2 separate regions of the Homo sapiens genome follow, and region 2 is linked to region 1. A link is a loop called in an ENCODE intact Hi-C map of the cell type or tissue named here. Cell type or tissue: endothelial cell of umbilical vein. All regions are shown on one strand. Links, peaks and the distances in the headings refer to the core of each region. The heading gives the core; the rest is flanking DNA. Region 1 overlaps WWTR1 (WW domain containing transcription regulator 1). Region 2 overlaps WWTR1 (WW domain containing transcription regulator 1).

Region 1 (9,571 bases), core at 791-8,790:
CGAAATGTCTTCAGTTGTCCCGGTGATGTCCTTTGTGGCTATTTTTGTTTCTGGCCCAGGATGTGATTGAGGATCTCACATTGCATTTAGTTGTCCTGTTTCCATAATCTCTTCTAATTTGGAACAAGTCTTCGGTCCTTGTGTTCTGGACCTTGACATTTTTGAGGAATATATAGGCCAGTTATTTTGTGAATCATTTTTAAATTTGGATTTGTCCGGCATTTCTTCGTGATTTTGGTTTAGGTTATAAATTTTTGGCAGGAATACCATGGAAGTGATGTTGTGTTCTTCTCATTGAATCCTATCAGGAGGCACACGATTTGTTCCACTATAGGTGACATTAGCTTTGATCACTTGATGAAGGTAGTGTCTATGGAAGGTGGGGTGGGGGCAGCAGAGCATGCTTGTGCCAAATGGCTCCTCTAATGAATATGTTCTGTAAAGCTAATGAAATATGTGGAAAGGCTTTTTGGTCTACCAGGTCTCTATAAGGTATGGCCTAAAATCATGTAAACTCTTCCCCTCGGGATGACTAACAAGTAAAATTTCCAACCTGCTCAGTTAAGCTTCACAGAACATTATTTATTTGACACATAATATATCTGTGCAGCTATATACACACAGGTAGGTTTTTTTTTTAATTTATTTACAAAAGGTAGGCTATGTTTATTAGAGTCACAAGCAGTTGACTGTCTCAGTGTGACTCAAGACCACAAAAAACCCATTTCTCCTTCACTTCATTCTGAGTCCTAGACTGGCAGGTGTACTGCTTGGGGCCCATTCACAGGTTTACAAGTTTCTCATTGAGGGCAATCTGTGACTGACACACGAGTAGTTTTAAAATGAAATTATGATGCTTCCATTCATTTGTTCCCTACTCTTGCATCTTAAAAAACATATAATTCTTTTTTTTTTTTTTTTTTGAGATGGAGCCTTGCTCTGTCACCCAGGTTGGAGTGCAATGGCGTGATCTCCGCTCACTGCAACATCCACCTCCCTGGTCCAAGTGATTCTCGTGCCTCAGCCTCCCCAGTAGCAGAGACTACAGGCACACACCGCCACGCTTGTCTAATTTTTGTATTTTTAGTAGAGATGGGGTTTCACCATGTTGGCCAGGCTGGTCTTGAACTCCTGACCTCAGGTGATCCTCCCGCCTCAGCCTCCCAAAGTGTTGGGATTACAGGGGTGAGCCACTGTGCCTGGCCAAAACATGTAATTCAAAAGGATAAAAATAAATAATTGAATTAAGTTGGGGTAAAGGACTGTGGCTGAGAAAAAAAGCCAGGGAAAAAATGCATACCATGGGGCCTTGTGTGGTTGCTAGAGGTACCTACAGATTTGGCTGTGAGATTCCTGGGGGATCTTGTAAAGAAGATAATATGCTCTGTTATAGGAGTCAGATCACTCAAGAGATAAAGGCTTTCATGGTGTTGAAGAGAAATGTAGTTTTTCTAGACACAGAGATGTAAGAGGGAGTTCTCCTGTACTTCCCCGTAAGTCATCTAGACTCTGTGATCTAGGGGACAATGTCCTTAAAAAAGAAATTACAGTAGTGGCCTGGCACAGTGGCTCACGCCTGTAATCCCAGCACTTTGGGAGGCCCAGGCGGGCGGATCAGCTGAGGTCAGGCGTTCGAGATCAGCCTGGCCAATATGGTGAAATCCCATCTCTATTAAAAAATACAAAAATTAGCTGGGCGTGGTGGTGGGCGCCTGTAATCTCAACTACTTGGGAGGCTGAGGTAAGAGAATCGCTTGAATCAGGGAGGCGGAGGTTGCAGTGAGCTGAGACCGTGCCATTGCACTCCAGCCTGGGTGACAGAGTGAAACTCTGTCTCAAAAAAAAAAAAAAAAAAAAAAAAAAAGAAGATTCCAGTAGGGAACACTAGGAGTTTTATGGGGAAGTTTTCTATAGTCTTTTTAAATACTGGGTAGTGGCATGATCTCAGAGCACCAGCCAGTGTTCACAGAAGACCAAAATGAGTGTATACTACATATGCATTTTGATTCAAGGATAACATTTAGAAAATCCAGAACTGTAGTTTTTTTGTTGTATGTTTTGTTTTCATTTTTAAGAAGGAAGCTCCTTTTGACACACCTTCTCAAATAAAATTTAGAGCTACAGGCTTTTATTTTGTTTTGCTTGGGATCAGAATCTCCTCTTTGTAAGTGTTTAAAAGCAGAGCTGCTTTGGTTTCTGTCTGTTCCCCCATCCTTGCCCCAAACCTTATTCCTTTCCTTCCCAAAGATCCTGAACCACTTTACAGGGCTGAGAGACAACAAACCGAGAGGCATTGATCCCAAGGAGTGGCCTCTTTCCTTCATGGTTTGTTTGTTTGTTTGTTTTTGAGACGGCATCTCACTCTGTCTCCCAGGCTGGAGTGCAGTGGCGCGATCTCGGCTCACTGCAACCTCCACCTTCCGGGTTCAAGCAATTCTCCCGCCTCAGCTTCCCAAGTAGCTGGGACTACAGGCGCGTGCCACCATACCCAGCTAATTTTTGTAATTTTAGTAGAGACGGGGTTTCACTATGTTGGCAAGGCTGGTCTGGAACTCCTGACCTTGTGATCTGCCCACCTCGGCCTCCCAAAGTGCTGGGATTACAGGCATGAGCCCCTGCACCCGGCCTGCTTCACACTTTTTGACTCACTTCACTGTGTGCCCCCAGAGTCTCTGGATTTCTTCAGAATTTTAAATTTTACCATAGAGTGTGAAATAATCTGGCAGTTTCCCATGCAGTCCAGGCAGTCAGCTGGAAGGAGATTTCTATCAGTCTGGAATAGAGGCCAACCACAGTGCTCACCACAGGCAAGAGGCCTCAAGGGACCTGGTCCCGGCCCCTCACCCTCTGCTCCTCAGCCACATGGGCTGCTCTGATTTTGCACAAGTACTCCAAGCTCACAGTTTCCACCTTAGGATCTTTGTACTTGTCCCCCACCCTGATTTCCATACTTCATTCAGATTTAGAGCACACATCACTGCTTCACAGAGGCCTTTCTTAACTTCCCTGCCTAAAATAGCTCCACATTTCTTTGTTCAAATCCCTTATCACTAAAATTATTCTGTACATTTGTTATAGCCTGTCTTTTCGTTAGACGATAATCTCCTACAGGGCAGGGACCTTGCTGTCTTGTTCATCATTGTATCTCTACTTCCTAGAAACAGGGGAAATGAATAGCTAGGTGAACCGTAGATCATTGGAAAGAAAAAAAATCATCTATAGTTCTATAAGCGAAACACCACCACTGTTAATATTCTAATACTTTTTCATTTCAAAGGTAATTAACTTTTTGGGGGTCACTAGAAATCCTATAAGATATATGGGTACAGTCCTCAATGAAATGCATATTTATACAGGTTTCCAAAATTTGGCATATACTTCTACCAGATTTCCTAATCCTGTTACCCCTGGTTACATTCTTCTTTCGTTTTTTTTTTTTTTCCTGAGTGGTCCTGGCCCAATGCAAAGCACCTAAACCACACTATTGTTTTTGCTTATTTGATTGCTGAAAAAGGCTGTTTCTTTAATTTGCATTAGTGTGATTCCTTACGAAGCTGATAATTTGCCATATTTTATTACTAATTGCATGTTCTCTTTTATGAATCGTTCAAGTCTTTTGACTACCTCTTGGAATCTTAGTATCTGTTACATGATCTCCATAATAAAGATGTTTACTAAAAGGGCATGCTATTAAAAAACACATGCACACATTAAAAACTAGCAACTCACGCTGGCAACTTTTCTTCCATTCCGTGTGGAACACAGCTGTAGATTCGTTTTCTCTTAGCTTGGGCAACTGCCATACTTCGCACCTGGAGTAGTTTTAAAATGATTCAGGAAAGCTAACCAATAAAAAGCTACAATAAACTCTCTACTGACTAAAGAAAAATAAATGCATGAATCAGAGTTTCCATTTCCTGCTGGATAAAAGTATACCTATTGTCTGAAGATAACAAAACAGTTGTAGTTGTACTGCTATTGCCCAACCATGGAATTATATTCAAAATCACAAGGACAACTTTGTGAAGCAGCAAAGTGAATAACTAAATTTCCTCTTTTTCACAGGCTAGATAATTGTTTTTCTAAATTCACTAACTCCATAGAGGTGCTTCCTGCCACGGGCCACTTGTGATAAATCTTGAGATATCCCTGCAATCAAATGGAGTCAGAGTAGCACATTCTGATGCTGCTTTAGGTGGAAGAAAGAGTTCTTTCTTTACAGGAAAAAGGATCCAGAAGAAATCAGCCTGCCAGAAAGATGTGATTTTTTTTTTTCCCTAGACTTCCCTGGATATATTATAATGATGAGAACTAATGTCTGAATCCTTTAAATGCCAATAAAATATACATTTGGGGTAATGCAGTTATTATGAAAATATAAAAGCCAGTGTTACAGGCATTTCTATTTTACACCTGAAAAAGGAGAGTTGCCTAGATACTTGCACACTGGTGTGTGGACTACATTATTGTTTGGATGGGCAGGCAGGATAGCAAGTAGGAAAATCATTTCCTGGTGCTAAAAATTCAGGGTTTCCTGTGAAGTAAACGAAGCTTGGGTTACAAGTCTAAAACTAGACAGGCTTGGGGCATCTGGAGGACCGGAGGCCCATCTGGCAAGCTTTGGGGCACCTGGAAGTGGTTTTAAGGCTTGAAACAGTGAAGCTGGGAAAGTGTGGCTGAATCAACATATATTCCAGAGCTCTGTGCCTTATCAACTGAGCCGGCTGAGAAATTTCCTTGCAGTTATTCTCACCCAGAATTGGAATAAAGGGCTCAGTGTGAAGTTGGGATAGTACAACTTCTCGGTTTAATACTTTACAGATTTTTGGAACCAAATGCACCCTGAAGTGAAAAGCTGCTTTTTTTTTGCTGACCTTGTTGGATGGCTAATACTGTTTCTGGGAAATAAGAGAAACAAGCGGCTCATTGTTGGCAGGAGCTGAGAGAGACACAAGGAGGGCGAGAGACGCGTCTGCAGCCCTTTTTTTCCCTTCATTGTATCGTGACTGAGTCAAGGCTGGATTGTGGCTGGGTTTTTCTTCCTACCTCTGTAGACATATGTTTTCCATCAGACAGGGCTGCGTGACACCTGACGTTGGCCAGTTCACATGAGTTAAGCCATGGACGGCGCATAAACAGAGGAAAAGACCCGCAGCTGCACCCAGACACTCTTGATGCTGAAATATTTTTCAAAGCTTGATGTGGCTGGGTCTGCACATAAGTCAGAAACGATTTACACCTGTATGTTTTGGCTTGCTTCTTTCAGTTGCATATCATTATTCCCACAAAGCCTCTATGGCCAGAAGGTCTACCATTGGCTGATGGCAGCACCTCTCCTTCCCATATATAAGCCTTTCTAAATTATGAAATGTGAGTTTTCAAAGTTTATTTGATTTTTGTCTTTTTTTTTTGGAGGATTGAAGAACAAAATGCTCTACCATTTCTATAAAGTGAGGTCACACAAATGGTGTCATCAAAACATGCGATTCACGTTGATCCCATCATTTTAAAGTAAATAAGTTAATTAAAATAGTCTGTTAGACTTTTTCATGAAATAGGGAAAAGGAAACACTACTTGGCCTCATCACCAAATTTAACTTATCACGTATATTTTGATGACTACGAAAAAGGATTGGGCAGTGATTGGTGATCCGTTGGTGATCATTGGGCAGTAATTGGTGATCCATGCAGCTGATGCCAGCTGTAGTATTCTAGCAGGCGTTCCGGGTTTCCTAGGTTTGTCGCAGCCTGTTCCTGAGATCTGGGCTGAGGCATTTAATCTTCCAATATTCTTCATCTCTAAAATAACTGAATTAGTCTAAATCATTGGTTTTAAAGTCTGTCCCAAAGTCCCATGCTAGAATCTCAGGGGGATGTGAGCAGAAGCTAACCTTAGTGTTCAGTTTCCAAAAGCTGGGCCCTGTTCAATGTGTTTTAAACATTTGTTTAAAGTTTCAGCATGACACTTGAGAAATGCCTGAAGGGAAAGCAGAGTGAAAGCAAGACCAAGATGATTTAGAGAAGACAGTCAAAGGTGCTGACTTTAAGTGCTAATTTCCTCAGCTGATGAAAGAACCCTGGGACATAAGGATAGCCTCTGCTTCAAGCCGTACACTTGGCTCTGGAGAAGGATTCTACTACTAAAGAAAAGTTTGAGAACCATTGCTCTAAATGGACTAAGACCCTTCTATCCTGAATTTCTATGGTGATAGCACAAACTCGGGTAAATACATGGCCCTCACCTATAATGAGTGCTGTGGGGAAAGTGATGAGTTTGTAAATCATGTGTGAAACTCAGAATGAAATGGGGCTAAGCAGGCAACTATGCTCTGGAAGTAAGAGGAAGCAGCAACTAGAATGTGGTACCCTTTGGATATTCCCCTATGAAACTCTAGAGGTAAGGGTTAAAATGCATCCTCTAGAGAAGATGAGTTATGGGTGAGGCGTTGCCAGTTTTTTTCTCAGTTCTCATCTTGATTATGTTTCTATTTGAAATTTAAAAAGCCTATGATGATCATCTTGCTATAAATGGAACTGATATTTTGTTACCAATTTCTAACCTCCCTTAACCTTACTTTGGGGAGAATGTATTTAGTGCCTACTCTGTGCCTTAATCAGATTTGAAATGCACTAAAATTATTTTTGTTCCATTTTTGTAAGAAAGGAAGATCCATATCATTGTGATTGGTCCTGAGGGGTAGGGGGAGACTTTGCTCTTTCCCAGGTCTTGTTTATAAAGAGCACAAGTCCAGGAACATGAGAGTTAGTTCAAATCACAGGAAGAGAATAGTTCAATGTTTCTTAAAAGAGCTTTACTTCAGATGTATGGCTCAACCAGGAGTCCAACAGGAAAGGTTTTCCTGACTTTTGCATTTAACCAAGTGCATGTTTATGGGTGATATAATGCAGTCATAAAATAAATGTCATAAATAGTGCTTGATTTCCTTCAAAAATTACAGACAAAATGAGTATGTAATATTCCCATTCCAATTATCACATAATATGGATACAAAAGGACAACCACCAATTTTTAATCCAAGGAGGACACACTGACAGCTAATCTGGATAGCCTGACAGTTCTGAATAATGAAAGGTCATTTTGTACTGGCTCCTGGTTCTCTTTTTAAGGGAAGGCATTAGGGTGGAAATAGGAAATTTGAGTTCTGCTGCCCTGAGTTAGCCCTAGGTCTATGGATGGCCATAGGCCTGGAGTGAAAAACCATCCCATTTGCCTGGGACTTTCCCAGATTTAGCACTGTGACCTGTGTTCTGGGAAACCCCTCAGTCCCAGGCAAACCAGGATAATTGGTCACCCTCTGTGACAGAGAAGAAGAGAATGAGGTGATTGTAAAGCTTTGCATTCTAACTTTTGGAAGCTTTTATGCTCCCCTCTCATGTTGGGTTTAGGTTCCTGGAAAGTGTTTCTGATGAAGTTTATATGAACTTACTGGCCCAAATATCAAACTGAATTAAACACTTGTTCCAAGGAGGAAGTTTCCCAGATGCCATATCAAGTGTATTACCCAGTGTATGCCTTTGAATGTTGCATATTTACCTATTTTGAAGAGACTGCATTCAAGTTTTAAAAACAATGTCAGCCTCTACCTGTTCTACTCTTTTTTTTTTGGAGACGAAGTTTCACTCTTGCTGCCCAGGCTGGAGAGCAATGGCGTGGTCTTGGCTCACCGCAACCTCCTGCCTCCTGGGTTCAAACGATTCTCCTGCCGCAGACTCCCGAGTAGCTGGGATTAAAGGCATGCACCACTATGCCCAGCTAATTTTGTATTTTTAATAGAGATGGGGTTTCTCCATGTTGGTCAGGCTGGTCTCAAACTCCCGACCTCAGGTGATTTGCCCGCCTCAGCCTCCCAAAGTGCTGGGATTACTGCCTGAGCCACCGTGCCGGCTTTACCTGTTCTACTCTTAAAGGATGATGTTAGAAGTGTTATTTGGAATAGTTGATGTGGTTTTATTATAGAAGCAAGCTTTTTAAAGAAAAAAAAAAACTAAAAGATAGATAATTTGGAATATATGTAACTGAAGTTAATTTAGCAAGGCTTTGCTAACTACCTGTGAAAACTGATACGGAAGTTAAGCCATCTTTGAAATTTTCTTTTTAAATCATCACGTGCTTATGGAAAATGTCAGCAGATATTCAAGCAGTCTTTTATAACCCTTGCTTTTCCTGTATTTTGTTTTGCTTTGTTTTTCTATTACTCTGTATCTTGAACAGCAGTCCCTCATTCTAGGCACATGAAACTGCTTTGTTCAACATTCCCTGTCCGCTTTTTTCCCTTCTCTGGCTCCGTGTCCTAAACAGCTTCTTTAATTAATTTTAAAGAGCTAAGCACACAGTAGGGACTTAATATAATATTCATTCATATTTAATTTATAATTCAGTACTCTGCCAAGACATCCACTGAGTTACAGTGGACCAGCATTTCCTAGTATTCCTATCCAGAAGAATATCAGCCTTGCAAGTTTGAGAAACGAGTTGTTGAATTCATATATCTCTTTCAGAAAGTCTTGGTACCCCCTATTACTCTAAAGACTGACAAATCTTCCAATAAAATAAATTATTTTAACTTTCTTTAGCCCAACATTTCCCAGTCTTATTAGACCAGGGAACACTTCTAGAAGCAATTTAAAAAGTTTTAGCTTAATATCTATTTATTCCCCTGGGACACATTATAGACCAGATTTTCTCTTAAAGATTGTGTCCATTTGTACATACCCCAACCATTGACTATTAAATTAATATTGACTATTAAAAAGAGAGTAGCCAGCAAAGTTCCTGGTATTCACTGGGCACGTTAAAATTTGCTGTTTTTCAAACCAGTTTTAGTTTTATATTAAAATTGAGAAGAGAGTTCCTATACACTCACTCACCCAGTTTCCCCTGTTGTTAGTGTATTACATTAATATGCTACATTTGTTATAATTAGTGAGCCAGTTATTATTAAATCCATACTTTATTCAGATTTCTTTAGTTTTTATCTAATATCTTTTTCTGTTCCAGAGTCCCATACAGAATACCAAATTACCTTTTTGTTTTGTTTTGTTTTGTTTTTTGTTTTTTGTTTTTTTGAGACAAGGTTTCACTCTGTTGCCCAGGCTGGAGTGCAATAGTATGATTATGGCTCATTGTAGTCTCTTCCTCCTGGGCTCAAGTGATCCTCCTGCCCCAGCCTCCCAAGTAGCTGGGACCACGAATGCATGCCACCATGCCCAGCTAATTTTTAAAATTTTTTGTAGAGACAGGGTCTCACTATGTTGCCTAGGTTGGTCTTGAACTCCTGGCTTCCAGTGATTCTCCTGCCTCGGCCTCCCAAAGTGCTGGCATTACAGGCGTGAGCCATGGCGCTCAGCCCCCATTACCTTTACTCATCATATCTCCTTAGGCTCCTTTTGGCTGTGACAGTTTCTTAAACTTTCCTTGTTTTTGATGACCTCAATAGTTTTAAGGAGTGTTGCTTTCGTATTTTGTAAGATGCCTTTCTATTGAAATTTGTCTGATATTTTTCTCTTAGGTAGACTGGAGTTATAGGTTTTTGGAGGAAGACTACAGATA
Region 2 (9,571 bases), core at 798-8,797, 55 kb before region 1:
GGGAGTGGAGATTGGCTGTATTGAGATGAGTATGTCAGGGGCAGATAGATAATGTTTCTGAACCAGCAAGCTTTTACCCTTCATCTTGCTGCTTGTCTTTAACCCTTTCCTTGGTCCCTGGGTCTTGCCTCTGCATTCTCATTACTGATGGTAGGGAGTGGTACTCATCTTCATGACATAATCTCATTAGGCCAAGAGAGAGGATAATTGGCCATAGTTCCTAGGCCAGTCCCCTAAGCTGTGTTAGGCTTTCATATATGATTCTGTCTGGTCCTGTGCCTTTACATTTCCTGGTCTTGCCTTCTGAGACTGCCCAGGTTTTAAGAGGTGGGTGTTGGGAAAGGCTAGGAGATGGTGGATGCTGGAAGACAAAACACTAGCAGAGTGTAGTCTCTCCCCTTATGATCCTGAAAGTATAAAAAGCCATCTCTGCTCTGCTGCCAGCCTACCCACCTGCACTTTGGAAGAAGAGCTGTTGGATATTTCAGAATGGTTTTCAGACTGGCATTGGAACCGTGTTCTAAAGTTAACGATGATGGAAATAATTTAGTTGTAGAGGACTCTAGACAGGCTTGTGTAAAGCAAGCAGGTAAAGGAATAAAACATTAAAAATTGTGTAGGAAGAGATGTTTTGAGGTATCAGTGTAGGTGGATTGTGAGTGGAGTGACATGGGGAGGGAGTTAAGAGGAGACGATGTTCATGGTTAAAGAAACCATTTATACAGACGTGACGAGTGCAGGAATTCTGATCTCTCATATGACAAATGCTGAGAATAACTCCTATTTTCCATGCTAATTGCTAATTTACTCATCACATTGAATATCCTGCTGGTGGAAAAATTCAGTGTTGCAGCCTCATATCCTCCTGCATAGGAAGTACTCAGTGACCCAAGATGTTAGAGTCTCTTTTATGGCACTTCCCTGAAAAGAAAATATTATTACTTAATTGGCAGGCAACAGGGGCTTTTAAGGGACTCATCCGAACACCACCTGTTTACTTACAAGTACAAAGGACAGGAAAATTAATTACAAATGATACCTTTCTCTTAAGGGTTCTAGGTTTCCAGTGCAAAATAATGATGATCCAACTGCCAAAGTATATACTGGTAGGTGGAGTTTTTTTTTTTTTCTTTTCCCCTCCTATAATGGATTAAGTTAATCTGTGAGAACGTTTACCCAATGCCCATTGTAACAAAATTATGTGAATTGACCAGATTTCATTAAGTATAAAATGAATGTACCTCGAACTTGGTCTTTGATGTGGATTTTGAGCTACTATCAGGCCACAGTTCAGGTATAGCAAGGATATGCCCCAAAAAAGCATTCCTGTTTGATTATTTGGTGTTTGATTATCAGAATTTCTGGTCTAGAATACAGTCCAGGTGGTAACCTTTCCAATATGAGTGTCTTCCTAAGGTGGGTCATGAGATGGGTTGGAGAATCCAGGGTTCTAAGCCAGTCTCTTGCCCCTGACGCCATATGGGACATGAGGTGAGTTGCCCAGTTTTTATCATTTGTCAAGTAGGAATAGTAATGTCTGATGTGATTGAGGATTAAATGTAAGTCTAGGCAATAATGTAAATAGAAGTGTTTTTGAAATTAAACTGACATGCAAACTTTTGATTGATCACAGTAATCAATCAGTGAACAAACATATTTGTGAGCTATGGAATTAGCCATAAATGTGAAGGAAGCTAGAGAAAAGGGGAATGACATTTCCAGTAAGCTAGCAAACACTCTGGAGCTATGTTATTAACTGTTAAACCATGTAGTCTGGGTAGGTATCATTAGCCACTTTGCCACAACTCCCCACCTCATATCCTGTACCCCATTCAAATTCAGTCCTTTCATTGCTCAGACTCATCTCGCCTTGGCCATTCTGCCCCTCACAATATGATTTTCCCATTTCTGCCTTTTGAAACGTTGAGTAATCAAAACTTAGATCAAATGTCAGTTCTTTCATATAGTCTTCTCTGATTACTCCAGTTGGATTGATCCCTCTCTGGCCTATGTCAGGGATAGGCAAACTTTCTGAAAGAGTCCAGATTGTTTTTTGGCTTTGCCAGACACATGGTCTCTGTTGCTTCCACTCAACTGTGCCATTGTAATGTGAAAGCATCTGTAGACAATACATAGATAAGTGAGTGTGGCCATATTCCAATAAAACTTTATTCACAGAAACAAGCTGCCAGCTAGACTTGGCCTGCAGGCTGTAGTTAGCTGACCCCTGGCATGGGTCATTGTCTTGCTACGCAGCTTTCTTGGTTCTGCGTACATTTTGCCTTAACCTGCATGTTAGTGGCCTTCTTTTTAAAAAAAAAGTTTTTAAAAACTTTTACTATTATTCTTATTTTTAAAGATGAGGTCTTGCTGTCACCCAGGCTGGAGCAGTGGTGCAATCATAGCTTACTGCAGCCTTGAATTCCTGGGGTCAATCTATCTTCCCACCTCAGCCTCCTGAGTAGCTGGGATCACAGGCATATGAACCACCATGCCCAGCTAATTTAAAAAAAATTTTTTTTTTTTGTACAGATGGGGTCTTGGTTCACTGCCCAAGCTGGTCTCAAACTCCTGACTTCAAGCGATCCTCCCACCTTGGCCTCCCAAAGTGTTGGGATTACAGGTGTGAGCCACTGTGCCTGGACAGTAAGGCTTCTTATGAACAGCAGTGTCCAGGCTGTTTTCTTCTTTTGAGTCCCCCGGATGTTGTATAAATAGGAGAGTGTTCAGTTGATGTTTGACAAATGAGTGAACAGTGAATGAATGGTGGCTGCTTTCAGAAGTTGGCAACCCTGCTGTCCTTCTGGATGGCTGAGCTCTTCCAGCCTTCTGGCGTCCTGCCTCCTTTCCCTGGCCTGCCCTGCTAGAAAGAGAGGAGAGAAGGCATCTTTTCTCTGTCTTCCTCAGCCACCCTTCCACTTCTTTGAGCAACTACTATTTACAACTCAAAGAATTCTTTATTTATACTGTGTGAGAGACTGTTTACCCGTGTTGAACTAACATTAGGTTTCTTTAAATCTGCTATTAAAACGAAGAGTGGCCATTTGTAACTTTAGGAGCATAAGAGCTGGGTTCATGATGTAAGTGAACAGAGACACCCTTAAAGTTATTTCCCAAGGCCCTGGGAATGCGATTTTCTTAGTTTATTTGTTACAAGGGAGTGTTTTGTACATTGGTAGAGGAAAATACTATGAAACAAAATCAAACAAAAACATCATTACATTTTAAAATCATTTTGCAACACTGAGCAGGTATGAATTTGGTACTTTGCTTGTAATTGGAAAACTGGAAAGTTGAAAATTTAAGTATGGATATTATGATTTTCAATTTTTAGAAGATGTATAGTATATAATGGCAGTTTGCATTTGATGTTAGAAAGAATAGCATCTCAAGGGAAAACAAAAATGCTTTCCGTTCCAGAAAATGTTAAACATTCCTTTTTTTCTTAGGATAAACTCACTACTAGCTACTTTTCTTCTGCCTGAGCCCTTCATTGTAAAAGTGAATTAATGTTGTCCTCTGAATTCTGTTGGGGAAAATGACACAGAACCCCTGTGAATGAAGAATTGCTTTTAATTTCACTGGACGTGAGGCAGAGGAGGACCTTGGAAAAGGAAGGTTATTATTTCCTCTGTGGAAACGTTTATCTTCGTTTTCTGGGTGACTGGTAAAAACAATAGTTTGCTGTGGAGTTTCAGTAATCAAAGAAGAGGAAATAGCATGTGAGTGACTGCAAGTTGGTGGGGACAACCCTGGCTCTTTTGAAGGTGAAACTTACTAAAGCCACATTAGCTATCTCCTAGTGCAAAGGTCGAGAAACATTTTCTGTAAAGGGCTAGAGGTAAATAGTTTAGACTTCATGGGCCATAAAGTCCCTGTTGTAAATTTTCAGCTCTGCTGTTGTGGTATGAGAGCAGCCATAGACAGTTTTAGAAACAAATGAGAGTAGCTGTGTTCCAATACAACTGTATTTATGGACACAAAAATTTGAATTTTCATATGTCACAAAATAGTATTATTTTAATTTGTTACAATTATTTAAAAATGTAAAAACCATTCTTAGATTCCCTGTTGTACAAAAACAGGTAGTGGGTAGGATTTGGGTGCAGGGCATAGTTTGCTGACCCTATCCTGGTGAACTAGCGCAATAATTTCTTAGGTGGGGAGGTGTAGTGGATAACACATTACACATTCTGTACCTTTTAGTAGGTAATCCGATTATGATTAGCTAACCCAAACTTGTGAAGAAAATTTCCTGGTGGAGTTGGATGGCTTTGAGGAGTCCAGTGTTCTTGTCCCTGCCCTGTTAGTGTAAAGCTGAATGGCACTTTGGACCTTGGCTGCCCATCTGGTACATGATGAAGTTGGACTAGATGACTTCTAGGGCTTCGTGTAGAGCTTAACATTTTATTTTAATTAATTAATTAGGTTTTTTTTGAGACAAGGTCTCACTTTGCTACCCAGGCAGGAGGGCAATGGTGTGATCAGGGCTCACTGCTACCTCTACCTCCAAGGCTCCAGCAATCTTCCCACCTCAGCCTCCTGAGTGGCTGGGACTACAGGCACATGCCACCACAGCTCACTAATTTTTGTATTATTTCTATTTTTTTTCTTTTGTAAAGACAGGGTTTTGCCATGTTGCCCAGGCTGGTCTCAAACTCCTGGGCTCAAGCAGTCCTCCTGCTTTGGCCTCCCAAAGTGCTGAGATTATAGCGCGTGAGCCACTTGACTGATCTTAACGTTTTAGACCCTTTATCACTTGTGTTTTGGTTCTTCTTCTGATAATTATTGCAATTTACCTTTTAAAAAATTATTTAGGCCTGGCGTGGTGACTCACACCTGTAATCCTAGCACTTTGGGAGGCCAAGGCAGGCGGACCACTTGAGGTCAGGAGTTCGAAACCAGCCTGGCCAGTATGGTGAAACCCCCATCTCTACTAAAAATACAAAAAAATTAGCCAGGCGTGGTGGCACATGCCTGTAGTCCTAGCTACTTGGGAGGCTGAGGCAGGAAAATGGCTTGAACCCAGGAGATGGAGGTTGCAGTGAGCCAAGATCATGCCACTGCACTCCATCCTGGGTGACAGAGCAAGACTCCATCTCAAAAAAAAAAAAAAATTTAGATATTTGTTGAGAAACTAATATGTGCTAACTGTGCAGGCTCTGGTGATGGTGGTTGTGTGTGTGTGCACATTTGTGTGTGTGCATGTGTGTGAAACAGATGGTAGGGTAGTTACAATACAAAAATGTACATATTAGTATTCTAAATAAATTTTTTTTCTATTTTGTGCAGTCTTTCTTGAAGTTATAAAAACAATATAATGGGCAATTAGGCATTTACACTATTTTTATTAAAAATAATAAATGTATATGAATAATTATACTCAGAATTCAACAATATCAGATATTGATTTTTGCAGTTACTTTAGTTATTCATTTATTTATTCATTCATGTAACAAATAGTTCTTGAGTACCTACCATGTACTTCAAGGCACTGGCTTAGGCCTTGAAGACTAAACTATTTGCCCTCACGAAACTTGCATTCTAATGGAATCTCCTGTTGAAGATGCTAGGTAGATGGTTTTATTCGTACTTTTCAGAGGAGGTGTACTTATTCATTACTTATTTTTCTTTTTTTGTTTCAGTTATCTCTTGGGAAATCTCTGAGTAATGTTTTTGAATTACCAGAGGAAATTTTACAGTCACACAGGTCTTTGTTGACTTTTGCAGTCGCCTAAAGTTGTTAATCATTGAAGAGAACTCTGATTCCTCACTGACAAAGAATGAATTCTATCGTTTTAGTTATATTAGTTAATTTGGAAAGTACTTCAATCAATTTAAAACTTTAGGGAAGATCAATTCAGTAAGTTCTTTAGAAAATCACTACGTCAAGGCTGGGTGCAGTGGCTCACACCTGTAATCCCAGCACTTTGGGAGGCCGAGGCGGGCGGATCACGAGGTGAGGAGATCGAGACCATCCTGGCTAACATGGTGAAACCCTGTCTCTACTAAAAATACAAAAATTTACCCGGGCATTGCGGCGTGTGCCTGTAGTCCCAGCTACTCAGGAGGCTGAGGCAGGAGAATGGCGTGAATCCAGGAGGTGGAGGTTGCAGTGAGCCAATATCACGCTACTGCACTCCAACCTGGGCAACAGAGTGAAACTCTGTCTCAAAAAAAGAAAAGAACTATGTCAAATTCTCAAAGGTCACTGAAGTTAACCCGTGTTATCAGTCTTCTAAGCAGCATTAGTGGATTTATATTTATGTTACACATTTCTCCTCATAAAAAAAGATTTCACATGCATTTATTCAATGAATACTAAAAAAGATGAATATTTCAAAAAGTAAAAGCAACTGAAAATAGTAATATCTGTTAAAACTGCGTCATGGCTTTGCCTTGATATCATGAGTTTTGTCTGCTTTTATGAGGGTGGCATTTTTGGGCTTTACAAATAAAAAAATACCATTGTAATAGTAGTATTATAACCGTAACCAATAGTCCAACAATAGCGAAAGCATTCACTGTGTATCACTCCCCTCCAGGCCACCCCGGCTTTGCTCTGCTTCTAGTCAGAGTGGATGCCTCGCAGTTCTTTTTGAATAAAGTTAAATCTGACTTCAGGTCTTTCACACACACATTTGCCGCCCTTTGGAATCTCTTCCTTCTCTGCCTTTATCATCTAGTTAATTCCTGGTAAGTCTCAACTTGAAAGGTCTTCTCTTTATGGAAGCTTTCCCTGAGTTTTATGTGGACTGAAGTTTCCCCTGTTAGCATCCTTACTTCTTCTGAGCAACTGTAATTGTTTATGTCATTATCTGACAAGAAGCTGGATGAAGGCGGAGTGTGTATTGCCCATCACTCTATTCTCAGCACTTGGTTTGAATGAGCCTATAAGTGGTATTTTACCCACCCCTCACAAAAGAAGCTATATCAATATAAGCTATTATTCGTGTAATTTAGTGAGAAATACTGATGTTTCCTCACCCCATAGTTTTGTGTATCTTTTGTAGACCTCAGTGTTTCATGACCTATATATTATAATGTTTACTGACTAGATTTGGTCAGTTACTATTTGAGGAAATGCTGGGATTTCTTAGAAATTTTAATGATAAAAGAATGCATAGGGCCAGAATGTTTGAAACCAAGACTGCCTTAGAGAAACCCAGGGCATATAGCAGACACATTTTTGACCTGAAACGCTTAAAGCGGAATGGGACAGGAAAATACATATGCATGAAATAATTAGTATGTTTCTCAGTCTGTCCAGGCTACTATAACAAAAATACCATAAACTAGGTGGCTCAGGAAACAACAAACATTTATTTCTCACAGTTCTGGTAGCTAGGAAGTACAAGATCAAGACACCAGCAGATGTGGTGTCTTATGAGGGCCTATTCCTCATAGATCATGCCTTCTACCCGAGTCATCATATGGTAGAAGGGATAAACAAGCTCTCTCTGGCCTCTTTCATGAGGGCCTTAATCCCATTCCATGTGGGCTCTGCCCCCATGATCTAACTACCTTCCAAAGGCCCCATGTTGGGAGGTTATATTTCAACATATGAATTTGGTGGGGACACAGACATTCACACCATAGCAGTATGCCACCTGTGACAGTACCTGTTTGTCTTTATAGCTGTGTTCTCTTGTTTCTCCAGTATCTCAGTGGTATTGGACAGGATATTAGATTCAGGAGAGGACTTCAGAATGTTAACTAGTGGTAAGAAAGCAGCTTCATGGGGTGGCTGGGGCTTGAGGGAGTCTGTAACTCGGGACCACATTTTAGTAACTAGAGAAAATGTTTCAGCAACTGTATGGTGATAAGTCCCTAGTCTAAATCTCTAGCACAAATCTTTCTTTTGAGTGCTGGATACCCTATTCTTTTGCCCATTAAACACGTCTACTTGCATGCGCCACAGTCACCTCAAAGGCAACATGTCCAAAGCAAATTCATTATCTCACTCTCGAACTTGCTCCTTCTCCGTTGTTATGGAACTCAGTAACCACATTGCTCAAATTACTGCCTCACCCATTATTTCTTCCTCACCTATCACATCCAGTCCTCCAAGTTCTCTCAGTCCCGCCTCATACATTTCCTCCATAACCTGCTCCCTTGTCTATGTTTTCTAGTGTAGGTCACTACACTAGAAAGGTCATCCTTTGCTTGTGCTCCTGCAATAGTCTTCTAACTGGTCTCCTACCTGGTAGCTGGTCTTACTCTCCTCTGATCCACTCTCATGCTGTGGCCAAAGTGATTTTCTAAAAAGACAGATGTCTTAATTATGCATGTGCTTTGAAGCTCCTCGTTTGGCATTTAGGATAAAGTTCAAATGCCTTAGCTTATGAGAGGCCCTGTGACCAGGTCTCCACTCTCCAACCATATTGATGATCTTACAGTTTCTCCTGTGTATTGTGCTGTCTCCGGCCTCTGGACCTTTAGTGCTGCTCCTTCTGTCTAAATTACTTGTTTTCTCAATTAGTGACCCTTCCCTCCTTCAGTGCACAGGCTTGGAAGCCTATCCATGAATCTCACTACCCTGAAATCCAAGGGATAAGGTGACCATGAACCTCAGCACCTCAAGCCTTCCATTGACATTTCCCTCCTTTGCTCCATGGGTAAGAATGCAGAACGTATGGCTTCAGCTTCTGTGTGGGCCTTTCTCTATGCCTGGTTTTTCCTGGCACCTGTCCTCCCACCTGCCTTCTGGCCTGCCAGTGTGTCTGATCTGAGCAGACTGGGAGGGTGTGAAGAAGGGCCAGTACCGCTTCAGCAGGAAGGGCAGCACACGGAAGGCCAGCAGCCTTGGGCTGGCCTGCATCTGCCCCTCACATACCCTACAGAGAAACACTGAGCAGCTGGTCAGCATGTGGGCTGGGAGGAATGGGGCTGGGCTAGGGGACTAGGGATTAAGGCAGCCCTTGTAGCAGCAACTGTGACACAAGGAGCACCTGGCCCTCCTGGAAGTCCCAGGGCTCTTTCTTTGACCTCCTTCCTTCACTTCCTGCATTTTCTAAATTGTAGCTAAAATTTGAGATAGAACCCTAAGAGTAAAACCTGGCCCTGCTAGCATTGATTTCCTGAGATTAACTTCTCTTTTAGCTAAGGAGCATCTCTGGATGATGAGTAGAGATGGAAGCCAAGTCATGTGCCCTTAAAGTCCTGTGCAAGCTCCTTCCCGGGATGTGGTGGGGTGTGCATGCAGTGAGCTGTGAGGGGGTGGCCCTGTCACAGGGAATGAGGCCTCAGCCATTGTCTGGCAGTGTTGGCAGTGTGATTTTAAGCCAGTTATTTAACTTCTAGGTCTCAGGTCCTTAGCCTATAAAGTTGGGATAATACTTATCTTACAGGGTTGGAGCATGAAATAAATATTAAGAGAATCAAAAGCAAAAATGCTTTGCATATTATGTAATATGAAACTATTTTTCATGTACTACTACTTATAGTATTACTACTATTTATGGAGTTTAAAAAGTTTCTGTGTTTTGAATATATTTAATGAACTCAGTCTTTCTAATTATCTGTATGTATCATGAATACAACATAAAATCTATGACCGTGGCAAAATACT

Evidence for each region. A loop is a pair of places that touch in the nucleus more often than their neighbours do. Peaks named below come from ENCODE experiments on the same cell type or tissue, not always from the same donor. Only the 100,000 strongest peaks of a DNase experiment are listed, where the experiment ranks them.
Region 2: a loop joins it to region 1, with 2.1 times the contacts of the local background. A loop is called at or near these places in 5 of 110 quality-filtered maps.

The regions. Positions count from the first base shown.
Region 1 is chr3:149,549,355-149,558,925 of GRCh38, reverse strand. All of the region lies in intron 3 of WWTR1 (WW domain containing transcription regulator 1), which reads left to right. Among named protein-coding and RNA genes, the nearest start is that of TM4SF4, 79 kb to the right of the region's middle. In endothelial cell of umbilical vein, for the core only: no CTCF peak of the experiment used is centred there; DNase peaks (open chromatin) are centred at 3,855, 4,605 and 5,005; H3K27ac peaks cover 3,562 bases.
Region 2 is chr3:149,603,935-149,613,505 of GRCh38, reverse strand. All of the region lies in intron 2 of WWTR1 (WW domain containing transcription regulator 1), which reads left to right. Among named protein-coding and RNA genes, the nearest start is that of WWTR1-IT1, 43 kb to the left of the region's middle. RefSeq lists an enhancer at 8,194-8,884. In endothelial cell of umbilical vein, for the core only: no CTCF peak of the experiment used is centred there; DNase peaks (open chromatin) are centred at 835, 3,635, 5,615, 7,355 and 2 weaker places; H3K27ac peaks cover 8,000 bases.